Linked DNA regions of Mus musculus: all the other regions are linked to region 1. A link is a loop called in an ENCODE intact Hi-C map of the cell type or tissue named here. Cell type or tissue: heart. All regions are shown on one strand. Region 1 holds the start of Gm51419 (a long non-coding RNA gene). Region 2 overlaps Akap6 (A kinase (PRKA) anchor protein 6). Region 3 overlaps Akap6 (A kinase (PRKA) anchor protein 6).

Region 1 (8,000 bases):
TATGTATATTCCATACTATAGTATGATACACACACACACATACACACACACACACACACACACACATACACAAAACCTCTACTCACAGAATATCACAAATTGAGAAAAAGAACTCATGTAAGTTTTTCTTTTTAAAAGAGCATTAAATGATATTGATTCCAGTTAGTGCACCATAAAAAAAAATCAAATCTAATGAATGGCACATTGGACCTTTGCAGTATCTTTCTATATCTCTCAATTCATAAGTCAGAAATTAGGAGTCAGAAAGCATTCTGTGATGTGGGAGGGTCCTGTGCAACACAGGTCACTGTAACTCCTGACTCTGGAGCCCTGCCATCTAATATCCTCTCTGGTGGATCTATGATATGCCCATGCATTACAGTTCTTGTTGACAGCCTGTTGCCTTGGAAATATTTCATTATTTCAGTTTTTCCATTTGTAGACCCTTGGCCTTGTAATATGAAGGCCATCCTATTTCATATTTTCGATTATCATTTAAGCAATCTTGTGGAGCTATTTATATATATAAGCAAGAGTTAGACAACGCATATCATCATTTATCACTGTTTAAGCTAGCGTTGTAGGAATACCTTAGGAAAAGTGCCAGCCACCACCTCTACCTTTTAATGCCTTGCAAACCAGCATGGGCAGAACACATGCTTGACGCTGCTCTCTAATTTTCCTGGTTATAGGTCCATAGAGCGGAACAACTCTGTGGCAGTGCTATATAATTTGCAGCCTGTTAGAGTTTAAAGAAAATCAAACAAGTGTACATACACAAGGTTTTCAACTTACTCTTTCAAGCCCTAGAGCCATGTTCTCTGTATGTATGATTCAGAGACCTTCAAGGACTGCTAACTGTCATTAAAGACAAGTCTCTATGCACGGGATGTAAAGACAGAGTCTTTGCATACTACTATATTTGGGAGGTATGCCTGATAAATGCAAATGACACCTCTTCCTTAGTTTTGGTCATGGACATAACTGAAAAGCAGGAAAGCACTCATAAATAGCTGTGTGGCCAGTAAGTCAGGAACCACTCTTTAAATGAAACAAAAAACTTAAAACGTGTCTATGGAGGTTGGGGAGGGGACACATCATTTATTAACATATTTGTCTTCAGCTGCTCCTGCAGAGAAATAGTAATAACCACCCAGTTCCAGGGGCAAAGAACAAACCAAGGTGGAAAGACTGACTTAGTTGAAAGAGGGCTCTATGAAAAGCAACTTCCTTTTAAACCATCTGACTTCTCATTTCTCATTACAAAATGAAAACAACTTATACGTGTGACTTTTACACTTAAACGTGTTAAGAGCATTTAAAATCCTGGTAACAGAGTGAATCCTCGGAGCATAAAACAACTGTTTGGATAATGGACCAAGTTTGTAGCTATTACTGTTTCAAACAGTTTATAACTTCTTCCTTCCTCTCTTCTATAATGTCCCTTCTGTCTCCTACGGACTTATTAGTCCTCCCTTGCCCTATAGGTTAAAGTTTCTTAGATCCAACCTTTAAAGGGACAGCATCCAAGCTGAACAAGAAGATGCTATTAAAGGGCATTAAATTAAACATAGTATATCCCCCTACACCTTCAATCAGAATTTCAGACCAAGTGTTATTTAGTTCGGCTCTCAAGTGGAGCAGAATAACAAATCGCACACTTTGATTTACCTTCCTCGAATGCCAAATGGAGACAGGTGATAAAGGACGCACTCATGCACAGGCTATGAAGTTTCCTCTAGAAATTAATTCTATCTTCAAGATTCCTATCTCAGAGAAATTCCCAAAATGGCACACAAATAGGCCTCAGCTAGAGAGATTACTGGGGCAATCCTAGCAAATGCATTTACTACCAGCAGAAAAGGGAAGAAAGTAACTAGGAGGAAAGGAAGGAGAAAGGGAGGCAAGGAGGGAGAGGAGGAGGAGGGAAGGGGGATGGGCAAGGCAAATGGGGGGATGGGGTCAACTGTAAATTGATTTCAAAGTATTTATCACCTCGTTACATAAAAGGCACCATTCAAAGCTTTGCACAATGATCTGAGAATAGATTTCTGTCTCTAAAGGGTAAAATGTTTAAGATGTTAATTCTTCATGAGACACAAATATTAAGAACTAGATGTTCATTTTCAGCTATCTTCAGATGTGTGATTTTCTAGTTTCAAAGTAATCATTGATGAGCACAGCATTTAACATCTTTTAAAACTAGATGGCATATGACTCCTCCAGTACACGGAGTTTCATAGAATTAGCTAAGACTTTAGAATAAATCGACTATGTGTCTACTTTTTAAAGCTGTTTGCTTAATCCTACTCCGTCTGCTGTCTTTTTTTAAAATGAAAATAATGTATAGCAGGAAAAAAAATAAAACTACCAAAATGGCAGGTTTTTAAATGAACAGTTCTCTGAGTGTCCCTCCGTCTTCGTTTGCTACACTAAAGCTATGCTGTATTCAAAATAAAACTATCCATATGATAACCGAGTCTTGCATCTAAGCACTTCTCTTCTCTCCGCTTCTTTTCAAATTCTCCTAAGCCTGTGAGGAAAGTAACCGCTTGCTGGGTGGGGGTGCACAACTCTGTATTTGTTTTCTTCTTGAATCAATGGGTAACATTTCATACTTCCTACTGAGCCTTTCCTCTTGGAGACAGAAAGAGATATTCACTTTGCTCAAACCGATATGCTATACGCAATTAATGTCATTAACGCTGTCAATTAATAGCAAATAGGCTTCTAAACAAAGTAGGCTGGGTGGACAGCGGGAGGGAAGCACATCGGAGCTGGGGGGCGGGGTTCAGTCACTCTGAAACCTAACAATGCTGTTCACGTAGGTTGGTTAGGGATGTTTTGAACACAAACTCCCTTTCCCTTTGGCTCTAGTAGTTTAACTAACTTCAGACAGATATGCTCCACTGAGCCCCTCGCCTGGATATGCAATTCTCACCAGGAACTTTTTCAAACACAGATTCCCCAAACAGTAACTAACGGGGTAGAGATGCTCAGACCACTGACGTATTTTGGATCTTGCTGTTTGTTTGCTCATTTAGACTTAAGGGGTTTCTTCTTTCTTTTTCTTTCTCTCTTAATTTTTTTTTTCCTCCTGGAGAGGGGGTGGAGAGAAGGGGAGGGCGAGAGTGGAGGGCAGAGTCGGGGACCCACAAGTTGCTGGGCTCAGGGCAGCGGCAGCGGGAGGCGGCGCGCCTGGCTGCGCCCGCCCGGCCTAGCAGCTCTCGGAGACGGCCCCTGGAGCCCTGCGCTCGCCTCCCGCCCCGGCCTCCTCCCCCTCCCCTCACCCTCCCCAGCTCATTCCCTTCCTAGAGAGCAGCTGCAGCGGGACCTGCGGCGGCCGGGGGATTCCCGGCCCCCACCCTCCCTCCCGCGGCTCCCGGCACACACAGCTCTTTTGGGGTTGTTTGTCTTTTTTTTTTTTTTCAATCTTTTTTTTCCTCTCTCTCTCTCTTTCTTTTGCTTTTTTTTTTTCCTCCTTTTTTTTCTATCAGCGAGTCACTCCATTCGCCGAGCTCAGGAGGTGCGACTTGCTCGCCGCCCGCCGCCGCCAGAGCCCGCTCGCTGCCGCAGCCGCCGCGGGCGGACAATGCGCTGGGACCGGGCAGCGCAGCCCCCCGCCCCCGGGACCGCGGGGCCGGGTCCCCGAAGCGGGCTGCGGAGGGAAGCGAGCCCGCCCCCCCGGGGGGCGGCGGCGGCGGGAGCTGGGCGCGGGCGGCAGGTTCAATAAACAGAAAAGTGTTACCGTTCTCGCCTGGAAGGATCCTGCTGAAAGCTGGGCTTGGTGGGCGCCATCTTCCTGCAATTTTTTTTTCCTCTCTTACTTTTTGCCTCGCTCCCCCCTCCCGGGGCGGGGGGCGTGGGGAGGGCGGGGGTGTGCGTGTGCGTGGGCTGGCGGGAGAGAGTGCGGGCGTGCGCGGCGCTCGGGGGCCCCGGCGGGCGGCGGCCGTGGCCGTGGCCGTGGCGGCGACGGTGGCGGCGGCCGCGCTGCTGAGCCTGGGAGGCTACGGGAAAGTAGTGGGGCCCGAGCGTCGCCGGCGGCCGGACGTCCCCTCGCGCCCGGAGTGCTCCCAGCCGCAGCTCGCCGCCTCCTCGGCTGCCCGCGCCTGGTCCTCCCTCTGCTCGCCGGCCGCCTCGGTCCATGCGCCGCACAGCGCCCGCGGCCCGGGCCGCCCCGGCTCCCGAGACATGCCCGGCGCGGAGACAGGCGGCCGGCGCGGGCGGCGGCGGAGGAGGGGCGGGCGGCGGGGGAGGCGGCCGCGCGGTCCCGCGGGCAGCCCGGCCGGGGCCTCCGGGTGCTCGGGCCGGCGCGCGGCCGCAAGCCCCCTCGCCGCAGCCACCGGGCTCGGCCGGCGGGCAGGTGGGGGAGCACACCCTCCCTGCAGGGGGCGGCGGGGGCCTAAGAGTGGAGGGACCCAGAGAGGGAGGACACGCGGGGGGGTCCCAGCTTGACCACTGGGAAAGTATTTCTGGGCATTTTCCAGTTGCTTTGCTCCAGAGCTCTCTCTTCTCCTGCAAGCTGATACACACCCCCTTCCCCCTCCCCCTCCTTCGCTTCTCCCCCACCCCCTCTCTCTGTGTGCCTCTGCGCTCGCTCTCTTCTCTCTCTCTCTCTCTCTCTCTCTCTCTCTCTCTCTCTCTCTCTCTCTCTCTCTCTCTCTCTCTCTCTCTCCTTCTCTCCTTCCCTCCTTCCCTCCCTCTCTCTCCCGCCCTCTCTCTCATTTGGGGACTGGGAAGCTTGGCTGCTGGCGCAACAACGCCACTCAGTTGCAGTTTCAAACACTTCCCTTCTCTAGAGTATGCCAGCCTGCAGAAAAGAGAGAGTGGGGTTTATAATGCCAGGAGAGTAGGCTGGACTATCTTCAGGGACAGTGGAAATAAAAGCGTGAGGTGATGAGTCTTGAGCTGACCCAGGCCAGCAGGCCCAACTGCCCTGAGCCTCTGAGCACGGATGCAGGACTTGCACCTTGTGACTCTGGCGCCCTCAGCCAGGAGCCAGAGCCAGAACATCTGCATTTTCCACACCCGTACAGATATGCAGACCCCAGGGTTCATAGGCCAATCCGCAGGCGCTGAGACGCAGTTACATACAAATGCCTTTGCAGAGCCAAGTCCCGGTTCCTGGGACTGGATTGCTGGCCTCTGGAATCTAGTCTAGTCGCCTCCCATGGAAGCCTAGAGAAATGGCTACTCAGTGCAGAGCTAGATGGATATTTTTTTTTACCTGGAGAAACCCCGGGCAGTCATTTATCCACTATGCCACTCTGCAGAATGGGGACAGCTCCTTTTGCAGACTAGGGCCAGTTCTGTATTAAGCAGGCAAGACAGACACCCAAGACTGTTCCGCGTTGAACAAATGGAAGAGTCTGGTGGGAAACATCATTCGTGAGTGAAGCTTTGCCTTCTGCTTTAAAGTTGGGGTGGGGGTGCTCAATGAGTGTCTCCTTGTGTGCTACCCTTCCAGTTAAGTAGGGAGGGGATTCTGAACTGCTACTGGATTCTTAAGTGTGGTGACAGAGCTGCAATATCTTCACACTATTGAAGACTCTCTGGAGTAGTTAGTAGGCGCTACAGGTAGGAGAGATAGGAGTTGGGAAATGAATTGGAGCAATGATGAGTGTTGCCTACAAGACAAATGGGGGCTAGCAAAGAAGAGAGGAGTTAACCAGTTGGAAGTTCTGGTTCCAGGAGACAGTCCAGGGCAGTTCTGCCCTGAGGTGACAAATAAGAGAAGTTTGTGCTCTCTCAACAGGCAGGCCACTGCTTAAAAACCCACTCCTGTCACCCCTCATCAGATCCCCAAAAGTACTTTAAAATTCTTAAACGTTATTTCACAATTCTTTTTAGCAAAACGTCCAGGTCTCCGGGAGGAAATTAAATCTACTCCTCAGAGCCCCGAAGCCAGTCCTGGTGACTCCTAGTGCTGGTGAACTACGAAAGGAGACTCCTGGCTTAGACCTTACCTCCAACACCTGCCAATAATCTTCTTGCCCAACTCTTCTGCCCCCAAATTAACTAAAATTAAAGACAGTAACAGGTGTCAGGAGATCTGAGTAACACCATGGGAAGAAAACTGCATTTCACTACTATCATCTTACCTTGTCAGTATGAGAGAACACTTAAATCAAAGGAAGCCATAATTCACTCCAAAGGAGAAAGTTTAGAGGGTTTGGTGGGTTTTTGTTTTTGTTTTGTTTTGTTTTGTTTTTCACCCCTGTCTTTAGAAGACCAGTGGGTTGAGGTTTAACAAGTGGCCTGAAACCCAACAGGAACCTTTAAAGGGAAGTGTTGAGGCAGGTGCTTGGGGGTGAAGTGGGGGGATGACTTCCCCTGGATACTCCTGAACCCCCAAATCATCTTTTTCTTCTAAAGGACAATGCCAATGCTGAGGGGGAAAAACCCTAAAAGCGGGAGATTCACGACAGCTCCTTATGCCCAATTTACATCTTTTGGGTCAGCTCAAGTTCCTGGAGGTCCCTGGAATTGTCCAAAGGCCATGTGACATTTCTGACCCTTGAATCTCTTCCTCAGAGACCACACTATTGTCACTATTGCCTACACTTCCTAGTTAAAGTGACCGCCAGATCCTATTGTCATTTAAATGTTTTATAAAAGACAAAAAAAAAAAAAAAAAAACCCATACCTGAACCATGAAATGGGGAAACTGAATTCTTTACTGGTGTTCTGCTTTTGAAAGATGCCCAGATCTTTTTTGTTAAAGGTTCTTGTAATCGCTTGAGTAAAACATGACTAAAATAATTTAATAAAAAATATGTGTCTGACAAAGATTTGCCCCTTTAGAGTTATTTCCACGACTTCTTTTTAAAACTTTTGACAATAAGCAGAGCATGTAATGAAGTCTTCTACAGAATATTTGCAATTACATGAACTTGGAAAATACTGTGTTAGGCAAAATCTGGTCACTGGGCCATTGGTTAGAAGGCACAAAACATAGCAATGACAGATTACTGTAACCTTTGCAGTTTAAATACTATTGTTTCAAACCAAAGGCTCTCAAATCAATGAAGTTTCAAAGATGAGGTAAAATGGGAATTTGAATTATGCATTATGTATATTTTAAGTTAAATGCCATTGGCAAATCTCTCAGATGTTTAATCGTGTACAATCTGGGAAACACAAATATTTAATTTCACACTCTCATGTGCTTTTTTTTCTTCCATCTACCATAAAATTGAGCCTCATGAATAGAGAGTTTACCTTTTTGATTATATTGTTAGTTTTTCTCATAGCGATTTTGTGAATCCCATTTTCAATAAAATCTTAGAACATCGAAAGTTATCCTTAAAGGGAAAACTTTAGGGTTAGAAAGCTGTTGATGGTAAATTTCTCTTTATTTCCTTCCTCAATCAAAGGTTGCTCAGTGTTTTAATGACAATTATTTTGAATCTAGAGACTATCTTTAGAAAACTAAAAACAATTTCTATATTAAAACTTCCCTTTCACCACCAAGCCTAACTTTTGTAAAATTTGCTTCCTAACTTGGATCTCGGAATCCCATCCATTTGCATCATAATGCGTTTAAGATAGTTAACAGCGCCTAAGAGATTCGGATTTCACGTTGTATTCCCTGTAGTAACAGGTGACAGGATCTCACACTATTAGGTAGAAACGCAAGTCTATCTCTGCACATGAAAATCGTCTCTGTCCTATTTGGAAACAAATGATCAATCAGCCTCCGATGATCAATTGCTCCCCTGGCTGTCCGTCAGCGCGGATTCGCACCCGCGGAGGCATTGAGAACATTTTGCTGAAAGGGGGCAGGAAGCCCAAACTTTGCAAAAGCATCTCCTGCAGCGTCTCAGACTTGACTGGAACTCTCTGGCTACTCGGGGCTGAGGCTCAACGTTCGGGGCCTGGCAGAGGGCAAAGGATGACTTCACTTCGCCAGTGCACTAGAGTGCTTTTCAATTCGGATTGTGTATCCCCCCCCCCCTCCTTCTATAGCACAGGGGCAGGCAAAGTAAGCCCTGACGAGG
Region 2 (8,000 bases), 180 kb after region 1:
TCATTCCTTAGACATTGCTTTAACAGGAAGGAGGTTTGGTCCAAGTTCAACATAATCATGGACAAAAATTAATTTGAATTCTCTTGGCAAAAATTTTACAGTAAGAAATTCTATATAAAGTGTTCAGGAGATAGAGGCCTGAATTTAATCAGAGACCAAGAGTACAGAGAAATATATAAGTATAAATAACACACACACACACACACACACACACACACACACACACACACACACACACACATTGGTTCTGCAAAGTACAATTCCTCAAATGATATGACAGATGTACTAGGTTCAGCTGTCCATTTCACCTGACTTAGAGATCTTCAGCTCCAAGGTTCTTCCTGCTTTTCCTTTTGGATGTGGATTATTTAATATATATGTTAAAATAATACTCAATTCGCTGTATTATAAACCTATGTAGGCTGAGCACTATGGGATAGAGGTGTTTTCTTTTCTCCCTCTTTGGTAGAAGCACTCTCTTTACTGAATCAATAGGATTTAATCTATAATGATAAATTAAACCTAGAAAAAAATACGCTTTAAAACACAAATAAAATTAAGTCAACAAACATTCATCTGCTCCACAGTGGTCTGTAAATAGTATCTTTAGGAGATCATGACAGAAAAATAGCCTGTCTTGGCAACACCCTTGCATTTTCATGGTGCAAATATTGATAATTTGAAGACCCTCAGTGGAATCCAGATTTAGCTATTGTTTTTATGCTGTAACAAAAGGAGCAGCAGGAGGTGAAATCAATGCCCTTGGAGGCTAGGGTCACAAAAAGGAATTTATTGCCACTTTTTTTGTTCTGGAACAGTTTGCAATCATAAATTCTTTATAAACAGAATACTTCAGAGAATGGTCCGTCTTCATAAATATACGACAGAGGACATCAATTTCATTTAATTCACAATTTGTGTCAGCGCAGCAGATGCCAATGGCTGCCTTGATAGGGTTGTTTAATATGCAATCGAGACAGAGTCATATGCAGCACAGGGGACAGAATTTCACAGATTAGACTGTACGCACCACTGACATTTCATTCTAATGTATTTCCATTCTACACTGTTCACCTTAGATGAAAGAAATATTAAAAACCATATCCCTCTATTTTACTATTGTTAGAAGTTAAAGTCCTTGTCTGTAATTTTTTTCCATGCCAATTAAAATGTAATCATGCCAATTAAAGCCGCCTGCCTCCTGGGGTCAGCGTGGCTCCAGCTTTACTAAACTCTTCTCCCCAAACTACTCTCTCAAAGTGACTCTAAAAACTATATGGGATTTGATATGTTGTCAAAATGGCAAGTGTTTGAGAGGCATCTGACTCATACAGATTAACTAAATACTGTGTCTTCGGTGTAATAATTTAGAATTTTTGGGTGAGGAATTGATAATCATGACAGAGCTTAAACAGTTTTCTAAGCGAGTACTGTTATTTATCAAATTAGGAAAGATACCTTTAAATGCAGTGTCAACAGGCTGTCAGTTTATCTGTGAGGCCAACAAAGCTGCCATTTTTCTGTTTTGTAAACATCCTTTGAGAATATCATACAGTAATTTCTTCTGAGATCAATGAACGCTGTAGAATTTAGTAGGTCCTAATTTAAACCACCATGTTTTAAAGCAGGTTACATTAATTATCGTTAAAAGGTAAGACCATAACAACTAGAAATAAGAATTTTTAACATTTGAAGTTACTTTGAACAACTACAACAGTGTAGAGAATTTAGATGAGAAACAAGGGCTTAAATGTGCAGGTTTTTAATCACTTAGATTAAGCCTGGCATAAACGGAACACTGGCATGTCTCCAAGTCATCACTGTACTTGGAGCGCTTCTAATTCAAAATATTTCTAGAGTATTATTTAAAAAAAAAATTAAAGAGGCAGAAAAATAGAGGGCTTGAAAAATTATGCTCTGTAACTGACACCACCCATAGTAGCTATTATAATTAATCACTTAGGTAATTGGCAAATTTAGCTTACCCTTGATTTGAAGTGAAGGCAATTTAGGCGAGAAGCTGATGAACAAGTACAGGCTAACTTCTCTCTCTGCTGTCTTCCAACAACAGGACAGTGCAGACTCCTGCATCACACACACACACACACACACACACACACACACACACACACCACCCCCGAGCTTCTGATAACAGGATATCTATATGTTGTCTTTTTGTTTCTTTGGCTGAGACCATCTTCGCAAGAAATGAACTACCAAAACTTTTTTTTTCTTTTGTTAAAAATGCTGAGGAAATTGAGGCGTGCGCGCGCGTGCACACACACACACACACACACACACACACACACACAAGCAGATCAGTCTTGCAATGATACTCAGGTCACATTTGCATACTTGATTTGGTGGCTTCAGTGTGACCTGAAAGCTTCAGTGGCAACTGCAGTTCCCATCTTAAGGTCACACTGAACAGTTAAACAGCGGCTGTCTCTAACATGTACCTTCAGAACAAATCCTATTAACATTCATCCAAGCGTGACAGGCCGTGTATATCAGATATACTGTATTAGAGTTGACTTGGTGCATACTCATAATACATGGCATATTTTACTTACTTCTTTATGTATTAAAGAACCAAAATTATTAAAATCTGAGAAGAGACAGCTCGGAATAAATTTTAAAAAAAGAACAGATCAGAAGAGGAAAAGCAATGTTTTCCCCATAATAACATGAGTAGCTTGCTTGAGATGTAAGGAGTGAATTGAAAGAGAGAGAGATTTGTGCCTCAAATTAGAAATCAGACAGAGAGAGTACTTCACCACACACAAAAACGTACACAGAACCTACAAACAGTAATAAAAATGCAAATACCCCAAGCAGCTCCCATTTTTCATTAATTGAATCCACTTTTTCCAGGATATCATTTGGTAGTGAAAGGCCACCTTTCTTCAAAGCTTCAACCTTGCTAAGTAGCTCTGTCTTTTTCAGGTGCCTGATGGACATTTCCACGCTGTAGCGCTGAAATGGCAAGAGAAGGATGACTCGTTAGTGTGCGGGGATGTTCTATAGGCAGAATGCATACTGTTTATGGAACTAGAAGGTTTTGTTTACAATACAATTTCCTGGGAGGCTAAGCCTGGTTACCTTGAGTGACCCAGTAACACTGCTGCAAACACATCACTTACCACACACGTCGGCATAGATACTTCTTGTATTGGGCTGGATTCAGTGATTTTTTTGTCTTAAAACTAAGTTCTCACACACAATTTATGTTGTTTTTTTATTATTTAAAATATAATAAACAAGAAAGTGCCTGACCTGGAAGGACTTACCATTTAAGTTAGCTTGGGTCACCACTTGGCTATAGAACCCTCACTCCCAGCAGATCTATCTTAGAAGAGGTCAAAGTATTTTGTCTTTTTTTTTTCCTCCCATGACACACATGTATCAACCACTTTCCTGGCAGGTGAGCCTTTCTTCTTTAAGGAGAAGCACTTTTCAAATGAAGGTGGTTGGTAGAGGAAAATGTTTGTGCCACAAACAATCCATACATTGGACTGTGAATTATCAAAGTCAACCTATACATTGGACTGTGAGTTATAAAAGTTAAAACAATGCTGATTAATTTCTAATGTATTTGGACTTTATTTACAAACAAACTGGCAAAGTTATCTTGGAAAGAAAAACATTATCCATAAGTATTATATGACTTATTTCTTTTAAGTTCCCTATTAATTAAAGCCTAAGTCACTATTTTGTTTTTATTTTTCTTTTACTTAAAAACTCTTTGAAAGCTAAAGAGAAAGAACACCCATAAAGAGGAAGGATGCTCACCAGTTCCCTGGGATAGATACAGACCTACAATTGCTTATTGATTACTATAAACTACCCTGAACTTCTCAGCCAACTACTGAACCCTCCTGCCCCAACTAATGCACACTATATTCTAACAAATGGCAAGTGAGTCTCTTAAAAGACATTTCTTGGAGACAATGTAATAGCCTCTCAGTAAAAACCATGTTGTGGTGGTATTCTTCACATACCTGTATTTGGGAAAGTTCACAGTAAGAGAATCTTATAAACAACTGTAAATGACTATCATGCTTATGGGGAGGTGTGCATCAAAATATCCCTGAGTATAAAATTTAGGATGTGGGTAAAATATTAAATGTAACATATTGCCAAAATATATTTCTTTGAAACAATGAAGTCAAGTTCTGAGTTCTACAGCACCATTTCTACTTTGCCTTCTGCCCTAAGGTAAACTCTATCAGATTTCACAAGGAAAGCTCTTGTGGGGGAAGAGCGTTGCAGATCTATAGGTTCATAATATCCCCAAACAGTTGGATGATTTAAGTCCCCTCAAAAACACTTTTTATAAAATTCTAAACAAAGCTAGAATTGGAATTAGCTTGAAAGAAAGAAAGGTGTGCGGCTCTGCTTCAGTTAATAGACCTTCAGCGCTTGTGTGCATGTGTTTGCATACTTTCTGTTTCATATTTTAATCTTCCATTTACACTAAACATGCACATCATTTGTATTATGTAAACTTCCCCAAATGTTAGGCACTTGTGGATCACAGAACAAAATGTTTTAAATGAGGTGATTTAAAGCATTTTATATTATTAATGCATGTTGATCAGGGTGTCGAAGTATCCAAAATTACATGAATATGCATACTGAAGAAAATCAAGGGTTGTTTTAGAGCACTTTCAGAATTTGGACTGTGAAAACCTGGAAATTCTGATTGCATTTCTAACTACAGACAATTACCAGGACCATGGTTCTCCAGTATAGAAAACACACTGTCCACTTAAGATTTTTCAACTCAATACTCAACAAGTATTCTAGAAACTCAGATAGTGTGTGATTTGTCAGTGTGATGACTGGAGGAGAGGCAATCTGCTTTATGTAATCAGATTCCTATGTAAGATTTACATAACTAATTAGGTAAGACTGACATGATGTTGGGGGGGGGGCGTATTTCAGCCAGGCAGAGGACTGTTATTCAAATCTTTCCCCTATGTCATATGTATCAATCAACACAGAGAATCCTTCAGTTGTGCCTTCTCGGAGTGGCTTTTACTGGTTATTGGACTTTTTTGTGGCAAACTCGTCTTTTCTCTTTCCCAACTTTAAACATCTCCTCCGTTGCAAGTTTGTAAGACAGGTGGACAGTTTAGATCGTTTCCTAAAAATTCGAGCCTTGGAATCATGAAAATATAAAAAGCAATTAATTTGATTTTAGACATTGGGAAATTTTTTCCCTATGGAATGTGGTATGAATAGTTATGGCAATAGCTACTAAGACGGTTATTAGACTGAAAAGTCCTTGTTATTATGTATGCCCTCGTTATCACTGGATATGCTTACTGCATCAACAGCCCAAGGAAAGAGGTGATTGATAGGCAATGCCTTCAAACGATAAAAGCTAGAGAACCTAATTAATTGTTAGCTATGTTGATATGTGAGTGGAGAGTACTAGCATGGCGTGTAATTTAAGGTGAAAGTATTTGAGTTTTGAGACATCATGAGGTTGAATCCAATAAGGTTTAGGGCCTGACGGCTGTGTATGTAAATGCTAGGTGGGCTTCATTTTTGTTGACTCTACTGTACGTGTGCTCTTCTGTCTCTAGCATCTCTTCGGAAGCATTAGATGGATAGAACCAGCCACCAGCTTTATCTGCTCTCCATCCCCCTACCACGGGGCTTCTCCATCCCGTGGTGAGAAGATCATTCCATCTTCATCTTCATTTCACCCACAGCAGTAAGTGAGCAGAAGCTGCCCCGTCATGTTCCGTGGTGTGGGAAGGCTATGATACAGACGAGTTTTCAATAGCCAAAGATGAGATTAGCCAAGTTAAAGTCAGCTGGCTTTCTTGAGTGCTAAGGTAAATAAACATCCCATATTTAACTTTCCACAGCTCCTGCTGTGGGCCGTGCTGTCTGGTCAAAAATAAAATATACTCTATTCAAAGAGCATATTTACATTATTAAGTGTATTTGCTTGGCCAATTCAATTTGGTCTAATGAATCCTCTTAATAGATTTGTGAATGATCTAAATTAAAGATTCAGGCTACTAGTGTCCTAAAAGCTATTTCTTTGGGTATAAAGAAAAGTTAAAGGAAATACAGAGTTAATAGTAATTCATTGTTTCAACTAAGAATTAAAATTGGAATTCTTACTTATAATTTACATTTTAAACGCACAAATACTAAAACTGAACTATCAAAGCCAGTAAAAATAAAACATGGATTTATAAAAATAAATGACTTTAGTAGCAAATACAGGCTTGATTGAGATAACTTTTTTGACACTTTTGCCAGACATTCCTCCTTCTCTTAAAACCTTCCCCCTTTTTCTTCTTCCTCTCTCTCTCTCTCTCTCTCTCTCTCTCTCTCTCTCTCTCTTTTTGTTAAAAATCACACCGAAAATTCTGCCCAAATGGAGAGTGGAACAATGCCTTGAAACAGTGTTAATTGTCACCATGGAAACCAGAAGAATAAGCCATTTTGAAACTGGTATAGAAGGCACACATTGAGAAACTCAAGCATTTTTCTGCCTCCCTCAATGTTAAAGAACAAGATGCCTTGTCACGGTGAGGTCAGCGAAAGAAAGCATCATGAAAGGGTTGTAGATATTCACTCTCTAGTAAATAAAAAAAAAAGTAAAACATAAACCCTATCCAGCTAACGCTGTGAAAGACTCTACCCCGAGAATCTTTTTTTTTTTCTTTCTTGAAATAGTAAGATTGCCAAAAGATGGCCAGGCCTGGGGGATAGCTCCCACCTAGCAAAACTTCAGGGCTATATTATGTGAACCTTGCCCCCAAAGCTCCCTGGGAATTCTGCTGTTGTAATAAAACATCAGAAGAGGGGAGAAAAAAAGGCAGCATGATGGAATTCAAAATAATGCTCTAAAAGCACACAGAGAGATTAAGACGTTCATTGTAAGACTTTTGTATGGTGCTTCTGGTGGTCATGCTGAAAAGAGAGCAGACATTACTAAACGGAGAGAGCGAAGCTTCGGCTATGAGGAACACACGAATTAAAGCAAACAATTTTCCTGATTAAAGAATAACGGCTGTCCAATTCTGAGTCATGAGCGTTTGAGTATTTCTATCCTGAGGATGTTGTTTTAAACCGGCCATCAGGTGACTTTATATTTAGAAGAGTTAAGACAAGGCAAATGATCTAGTTATAATAATGACACATTTGAATCTTTGCCTGTGCAAATTAGTATCTCAAACACCTGTATATTTGTGGTGATTATTCCCCCCCCACCCCCACTGCCACCCCAAATCCCCCAGGAAAAGAAAACACACTGTGAAGACACAATGTATCTTAGTGTATCAATAAGAAAGTATATTCAGGGAACACATACTAACCAAACTACCGCAAAATAATATGTAAAAATATGTATTTTGCTCACAAATGCAAGGCTATGTCTGTGACTCTCACACTGTATTCTCTAGCTAGTGTTTGCCCTCCTCTTTTGAGGCTTCATGGTGGCCCCTCAGCTAGCCCATGCCTAATGCTATTCAGTGGTGAACAAAGAATCTTTTTATAGGAAAGTCCAGGTCCACAGCTCAGCTGGACTGGTAGAGGCCAGGACTGCCTCTGCGGCGGCTCTGGTGCTGCCCTCTTTAAGACAGCCAATGTCCAGCTTCCCACAAAAGCCTGGGATGCTTTACAAGGAGTCAGTATCACTAACACTTAGAAAGGATGTTCAAGATTCAAGAAGAAGGCTCAAGCGCAAGACAAGTAATGGTGGTTATTTCTTGCAAACTATTTGTATTTTACCATTAGAATTTATGGTGAATAATTGCACAAAGAAATTATAAGGACTCCTACAATTGTCCTTGTAAATTAATAATAGGCTTTCTTGATTGGGATAAATTTGCTGCTGAGCCTTTGGAAAAATTAAAAAGTGCAATGTCATTTAAAATTGCCAGAACTCGCACAGCAAATTACATCTGAGGTTAAGAATGGAGTCCCCCCCCCCCCAACACACTTCTAGCTTATTCCATTTGCATGATCTG
Region 3 (8,000 bases), 210 kb after region 1:
TTTCCTGGTTTGGGTGAAGTTGTAGAATCATGTCAAGAGAATGTTCAGAGCTAAGGGTTTGTTGTTGTTGTTTTTCTCAGAGGATCTACATCTGTTCCCTTATTTCATTTTTCTCCCCAGCAAATGCCAGTTCCACTACTATTTCTTAAATAGACTATGAGAAAGCTCACGTATGTTCTGAATGCACATGGATTTGCTGTCTGCTGGTATATCCTGCTGTTTGCTTTTACTTTTCTCAAGAAAGTAGATTATAAATTACTTAAAGGGAAGGATGGCCTTTGCATTTTTAAAAATTGCATTTACTTATTTGTGAGCGCATGTGCACCAAGGCTTGCGTTTGAGAGTCAGAGGACAACTGGCAGTAGTCACTTCTCTCCTTCCATCATTTTGGTTGCAGGCTTGGTGGCAAGTACCTTCACTTACTCACTAGCTCGGGATGGCCTTTAAAAGTATTGGGTCCTCTATAGCAAATCACAATACATAGCATGCTTTATATTCTTTTTATTTTATCTGTGTATACCATGTATACATGGTGTGCACATGTGCATACATGTGTGTGTGTGTCCACGCTTATATATGTGAATGTGGGTGTATGCCATAGTGTATGTGATGGAAATTCAAGGACAACCTAAAGTATTGGTCCTTTCCATCTTTTCTGAGGTAAAGTCTTTTGTTATTTGTCACTGAATATACCAGATAGCTTGTCCCCAGCTTCAGGGACACTCTTCTTTCCAGCTCCTAGCTGGCTCTAGGAGTGCTGGGATTACAGATTCATGTTGAGTTTGCTTCCCATTGGTTCAGGATACTCGAACCCAGACCCTGACTGAGCCAGCTTCCTACTTCCAGTTAATTCTTAATATTTGTATTAGGACCTAACACAACTTTCAAAACATAGGGTTAAAAAGTATGAACTAAGGTAAGATGTATCTTTGTATTTTTGGCAAACAGAAAGTGATGGAAAATTCCTAAATTATTAACCAGGTTTGATATTAATTAAAGCAGTTTGCAAATTAAAAAAAAAAAACCCAACTTGTGATCAGCCTCTAAGCCCAGCCCATTTGTGTCCAGCCACACAGTCCTCCAGAGAAGACTCTGCAATTGGGAATCTGGGGGTAGAATGATTGCCTGTCACTAGGTCATCTGAAGTGCTTTGATTCAGTTATAGTCTGCTTTTATTCAGCTTTATTGAGATATAATTAATATCTAATAGAACTTAACACTGAAGGTGCACAGCATGGCAGTTTTCACTTCGTACATGGAGTTGTGCAGGCCTCACTGTATAAATTCAGAACTCACTATAACAGCTAGCAGTCACACCCCAGTTCTCTCTGTGTGCCGTATCTACTTCTGCCTTTATACATTAGAGTATTCTGAACATTTAAAAAGTATTCCTTCTGCCTAAGTGTGGCTCTGCATCTTTTCCCATAATACCCCATTACTCTCTCCCTTTACCTAACCTAACCTCAACAAATCACTGTTGAGTGAAATCAACATTTTTGATCCCACATCTGAGCTAGATCTTTACCCAATGTCCTTAGGGCCCTGTAGGTCTTTCCCTCAAAGTGATGGCTAATTTTGGTTGTCAGTTAGACTCACCTGGGAAAAGGGAACACTTATTAAGGAATTGGCTCCATCAGACAGGTCTATGGGCATGTTTGTAGGGCATTTTCTTCGATGCTATGCATGTAAAGTCACCTGGTCCACTATGGATGGTGCCTTCCCTAGGCAGGTGGGCCTGGCCTGTGAAAGAAAGTCCACTCAGGGAGCCAGTAAGCTGAGTTCGTCTATGGCTTCTGCTTCTAGCTCCTGCCTTAACTTCCTTCCGTGACAGACCAACCTGTAAGCTGGAATTGAAGCTTTCCTCCCCAGGTTGCTTTTGGTCATGGTTTTTGTTACAGCAACAGAAAGCAAACTTGGACATTCATAGAAAACTAATTGACAGCAACAAAAAGCAAACTTGGACATTCATAGAAAACTAAGTGCATTTAGCTGTCCTGTTCTGAGAGCCAATGTAATAACTCAGGTCTAAACCAATAATACAATGCAAACAGAAGGGAAAACAATTTGCTCAAATGATGGGACATTTTTCAAAGGTGTAACAACTATATCTTTAGATGTTGTGAGACACAGAGGAGCAGTTAGTAGGCATTGCTAAACAGAAAAGGCAAGAAGATTAAGGTGGGAAGTAAGATGTCACAGAACTGACCCAAGTCAAGCGTTGAAACACTCGTTTGTAGTTCTACACCAGAGAGAATGGCAAAGCTGGAACCCACACTAGAGCAGCTTAGTCCAAGCCCTCCTCATTTCACAATGAGAAAAATGAGACCCGAGAAGAGAGAGCCAGGAGAGGAAACACCATGGCTGATCCTGATGGCCTCTCATACACACTGGCCTCTGAGCTACACATGAGCTGCATGGCATGCATGTGCCTACACACACACACACATTACATACATACCTACATACACATATACAAACAAACATACACATACATACCTACCTACATACATACACACAACACACACATACAAACAAATGAAATAACAATAATAAAAATTGGTCAATGCATAATGATCTCTGGCTTACTTTTTCGGGACTTGATCGTGTGATTTCTTTAATAGTGTCTTTAGTGATGTAAACCAAAGACTCACAAGAGTCTGTCTCTATAAGATTAAAAACTAGACTAGAGCCCTAAGATGAGGCATATAGATTCTCTTCAAAAGAGAGTTACACATGGAGATCTGAGTCTGAGCGAGTCTTCTCTTCTCTTGAGGAAGCTTCTATCAACTACTCCTGTGTGCAATATGAGTGGGGCTGAGGCAAGGTAAGGTGATTAAAACCAAAACAAACAAAACAGGTCATCTGCATTAGGACTCCACTGTGGGGGCATCTCTCTCTCTCTCTCTCTCTCTCTCTCTCTCTCTCTCTCTCTCACACACACACACACACACACACACACACACACACACACACACGCACTCACACACACTGCAATCTTTTTATTATTTTTATTATTTACTGTCTCAACTATTTTCGTCTCTGAAGTAGAATTAGTTTCCTAAGGCAGTTGGTATGATTTTACTTATGTTCTTGGGCCAAACATGGAATGCAAGGAGTCACAGAGCAGCCAAGCTGTCTGTGAAGTACTAGAGACAATGAATGACTAAAGTTCAAAGAGCTGAAAGAGCCATTTTCTCACTTTCTTTAGGTCCTCCAAGCACAACAGAGCATAGGAGGCCACCTGGTGGCGAAATGAGCCAACTAACTGTTTAGCGGTGCACGGAAAAGCAAGAAAAATTTGGGTTCTTTGTAAAAAGATGATTAGAACCTTAAACACTGACTGAAGGTAAAGAGGTGACGTTCAGTATAACAAACAGAAAATTGAACTGAGAAATCATTCAAACCTGAGGAACACAGTATATTCATAAAGCGCAGTTGTAATTATTATTGTTTACAATAGGGATTAACACATGGTTCCCATGGTGTTAAATTATAAATGGTTTAGGGATGTCAGCTGTGTGATCAATGCTCAATGTACTGAGCTCTGCTCCTTTACTGTATAAAGAGCCACAGCTACACAAACGATGCATAAGGCTGGGTCCCAATAAAGCTTTATTTAAAAATGAGAGGTCAAATCTACTGGCAGATTTCTGTTGCAGACGATACAGTGTTTGATTGAACTTTAACAAGAACCATTCAAGGTGAGGATCATCATCCCTAGGGCCTAAGCCTACAATCTGGTGCTTCCAATGGTTTAAAATATAAGAAGCTCTTTCTAACTTGGAAATGCTTTGCACAGCCTCACCTTTGCCTCGGAGACAGAATGGAATACACTTGCTTTGACCCCTTTTCCGTTTCTGTTGCAGACTGCGTTTTTTTTTTCTTAGTGGGCGAAAGTACTCCTGTCTTTCCACCTCATGTTCCCTTAAAATACTGCCTCTTGCCATTTCTTCTTTCATAGCTTCTTTTATACTTAAAACTTTACATCAATAGTTTTTAGAATACTAGGCGTAACCAAGCTTGAGAAAGAGGCAGAAATAATGTATTAAAAATAGCCATATATATGACAATAAACCAAAGAAACTGACATACTGTGTATGTTCTAGGTGGGAACTGGGGCCAAGCCATGATGCCTCACCCCTTCATAAATAATAGATTATATATCAGCAGCAAGAAGACATGTCTCTGTCCCCACATGGAAAGAGGATTGCTTGAGGGCCCATTTTTATGTTGCATTCATTTTGTTTTTAAATTCATTTTCTTTTTTTTCTCATAAAGGAAAACTTTTTTTTGTATTTCTTAGTTTTCAATTTTTTATTAGATATTTTCTTCACTTACATTTCAAATGCTATCCCAAAGAAAGTCCCCTATACTTTTCCCCTTGCCCTGCTCCCCTACTCACCCTCTCCTACTTCTTGGCCCTGGCGTTCCCCTGTACTGGGGCATAAAGTTTACAAGACCATTTAATGGGAGCTGACAAGTTCAGAGGTTTAGTCCATTATTGTGATGGCAGGAAGCATGGCAACACACAGGCAGATGTGGGGCTGAAGGAGCTGAGAGTTCTGCATCTGGATTGGCATGTAGCAGGAAAAGACTGATACTCACTTCCTCCCAGAAGGCCACGGGCACTCCAACAAGATCACAGCTCCTAATAGTGCCACTTTCTATAGTGCTACGGAGTCCAGTTTTACTCAAACCAGCACAGGGAGGTTGAGAACCACTGCTCTAAACCAACCATATAATGCCCAATATACACCAGCTCTCTGTAGAAAACAAGAGCTTTATGGGGTTTTCTTTTGCAGACAATGCTTCATCAGCCCTTTCTTCAAACATTGATAGGTCATATGCAGCACTTTTTTTATGAAATATCAATTTAAAATTTTTTTTTTACATTTTTTAATTAGGTATTTTCTTCATTTACATTTCACATGCTATCCCAAAAGTCCCCCATACCCTCCCCACCACTCCCCTACCCACCCACTCCCACAGCTTGGCCCTGGTGTTCCCCTGTACTGAGGCACATAAAGTTTGCAAGACCAAGGGGCCTCTCTACCCAGTGATGGCCGACTAGGCCATCTTCTGCTACATATGCAGCTAGAGACAGGAGCTCTCATTTTCCGGTGCTCACTATATGTAAAACCATCCCTTGACATGTCCCATCCTGCTCATGAAGCCCTTTGTTAGCTGCCAATGAAAGAGCTGAAAATGCCGATTGTAAAATCCATGGAGCTTGCTATGATCATCACATATATGACTATGCCAGTAATCTCTCTGCTGGCGTTGGCGTGTTTTCTCTTAGAAAAGAGCATGGGAGTAGTCTTAGTTGGATGGAGTGTAGACAAAACTGAAATAAATGATCTAAAAATATGGTTTTGCTAGTGTGAGAAGAAAACTGCAAAAACTTGGGAAAATGTGACTACATAGAAGAGCGTGAAGATATTTAATTATAGAGCATAGGTTCTGGTTGATTTGACAATTAAACCTAACAACAGAAGGCGTTTACACTGGATATAAGAAGACTTCCAGGATAGAGAAAGTTGTTAAACATTTTAATGGGAGGTTGTAGAATTCCTTCTGGAAAGATCTTAAGGATAAATTTCCTCTTATCTGAAATGAATTTTTTAAAATCCTCGAAGGGAAGAAATGAAATAAAGATGCCTTTGAGGTCGCTTTTAGTCCATAAAGTTCTACTAAACTCCTCACCCTCCATAGAACTGAATAGCTGTACAAACCCCCTAAGAGTTAACTTTGTAATATTTGGGAGGAAACAGCGATTGCATGATGATTCAAGTGGGAGAGTGTTGCTGAGCGAACTTACTCAACCCTGGGAACGTCCACCCTTGCAGGACACAGATCTGAGCGGCAGCGTGGGCAGTGGGCGAGGAATGATTTACTTCTGTTAAAGTGTTTTAAAGGCTAAACTCAGTGCTCTAGTTGGGTGATACCTGGGATTTGTGGCACTGACCCTAGCAGCCCTACTCTTGTTGTTATTTTTAAACAGAAAAGGCTCCCAGTGGTGGTTTTGTATTTTAATTCTTTTTCTAATACAAACTGGGAAGAATGGAAACTTGTGGAAGTATTATCAAAACATGGATTATGAAATGCTAGCTGAACTGGAGATCTTCTGCTGCACTTCCATGTCATAGAAAATATTCCAATTAGCTCAGTCGTAGAGATTTATTTCTGCCAGGTTCAATGAATATAAAGATTATTCCCCTGTGGTTCATAAGACAACCAACATCTCACGGAACGGGTCTTAGGCATCCATCAGGCAGATGAGAGTGAAAAGAAGGAGGAAGAAAAGGAGGAGGGGGAGGGGAAGGGGGAGGGGAGAGGGAGGAGGAGGAGGAGGAGGAGGAGGAGGAGGAGGAAGCAAATCATATGGACAGCAACATTCTTCCTGCAAGTTTTCAGGTCTCAGTGTGTCCCAGCTCAGGAACAGGAAGTAAGAACACAGTGAGAAGATAGTAAGCCCTAGTGGAGCTCAAGGTGGACATAAATAAGAGTAAAATACAAGTTCATCACAACTACCAACCAAATTCTAATTCTCAATGATGGATAGTTTAGCCTTTTCATAACTGCATAAGCCCAAATTGATACCTCTACAACACAACTAATAGTAATTATTTATTCTACCTTGGTCACAATTTTGTGTTTACATATTCTTCTTCTTTGATAGCATCAAGATTATATGCAACCTATTCAAATTAGGAAAATGACAAAATTAAATCACTCAATCATAAGCTTGTCCTGTAGTCTTCCATACCAGTAAATAAAAAAGGATACCCCACCCTTCAGATGAAAAATGTTCTTACATTAATATTTCTACCTTGCTGTGGGATTAATTTTTTCTTTAATGTGAATTTCTGTACACTACACATTTAATCTATAAATAAATATCTTTGGTATTAATAATGAGAAGGAATAGGCACTTGGGAAGAAGGCAGTAGGCCATTGAGAACAGAAGCATGGCCAGTCTAGTTCTACCTCAGTGTTTCTACCAGAGTCACAGACAGAACTCTGTTGTGTTTTGAAGCTATTATCTTTTAAAGGTGCCAAGGAACATAATTGAGACCTCAGGGTTTCCTTAGGGCACCTCAGTAAAATTAAATACTTTCATTCTTCAAAAAAAATTCACAATTAATTGCTAGGTGGAATATATAAAATACCACGTATGATAATAATTGGCATTTTATAAATTATGAAAAGCGTAAATGTTATTTAAAATGAAAATATTGGAGAAACCCTAAAATAAAACCGATGTGTCAGCCTCTAGAACGATGGAAGAGAGATGTAATAGTCAAGTTTACCTGGAAGCAGCTTCTAAAAAGGATTGACCTCAGGATTAAAGAGTAGACTACGCCCATCCATGTTCTTCATTCTTTGTCTTACCTTCTTATTGACCACAATCTTTGAAAATACTTATCTCAAGTGAAGCCAAATCCCCCTTTTTTTCCTAGATGTATTTATTTATAGATAGGCATATGTGTGCCATGATGCACAAGTGAAGCACAGAGGACAACCTATAGGAGTCGGTCCCCCTTCTTCCACGATGTTGACTCTGGGCCTCAGACTTAGGTCATCAACCAACTTTATCCACTAAGTCTTTCTCCAGCCTGCAATTCTAATTTTCTATGATGTGTACTACGTAAATAACTCTCCTAGGTCTTACAGGAATGACAACTGATGGCAATGGGGGGGTTATTAATATGAGCAAAGTACAATGATTTGTGTATTTGAAAATGTTCTAATAAAATCCATTCATTTTTACATTAAAAATAATTAGGAAAATGAAAATGGGTAAGCTCTCATGTTACCATAGTTCCAAAAGCAAAACTTGCTGATGTATGTGCCAAACATCTCTAATTGCTAACCATGTTCTCACCTGCATATACTGTTGACTTTTATACTCAAATTTGCACAGTGCATGTCATTAGATAGATAGATAGATAGATAGATAGATAGATAGATAAAATCAAGTTCAACACACACATATATAC

Evidence for each region. Peaks named below come from ENCODE experiments on the same cell type or tissue, not always from the same donor. Only the 100,000 strongest peaks of a DNase experiment are listed, where the experiment ranks them.
Region 2: it touches region 1 in a loop (2.3-fold over the local background); 5 of 42 quality-filtered maps call a loop at or near these places.
Region 3: a loop joins it to region 1, with 3 times the contacts of the local background. A loop is called at or near these places in 8 of 42 quality-filtered maps.

Annotation. Positions count from the first base shown.
Region 1 is chr12:53,248,844-53,256,843 of GRCm38, reverse strand. All of the region lies in intron 1 of Npas3 (neuronal PAS domain protein 3), which reads right to left. Gm51419 (a long non-coding RNA gene) reads right to left here and starts at 3,705. Exons shown (of 2, transcript XR_003950183.1): 1 at 1-3,705. In heart, a CTCF peak has its summit at 3,523; a DNase peak (open chromatin) is centred at 5,003; H3K4me3 peaks cover 3,341 bases; H3K27ac peaks cover 2,662 bases; H3K27me3 peaks cover 3,237 bases.
Region 2 is chr12:53,064,083-53,072,082 of GRCm38, reverse strand. It overlaps Akap6 (A kinase (PRKA) anchor protein 6), which reads right to left. Exons shown (of 14, transcript NM_198111.2): 10 at 2,830-2,976. Among named protein-coding and RNA genes, the nearest start is that of Npas3, 180 kb to the left of the region's middle. In heart, no CTCF peak of the experiment used is centred here; no DNase peak of the experiment used is centred here.
Region 3 is chr12:53,038,168-53,046,167 of GRCm38, reverse strand. The region is part of intron 9 of Akap6 (A kinase (PRKA) anchor protein 6); the gene reads right to left. Among named protein-coding and RNA genes, the nearest start is that of Npas3, 210 kb to the left of the region's middle. In heart, a CTCF peak has its summit at 3,254; no DNase peak of the experiment used is centred here.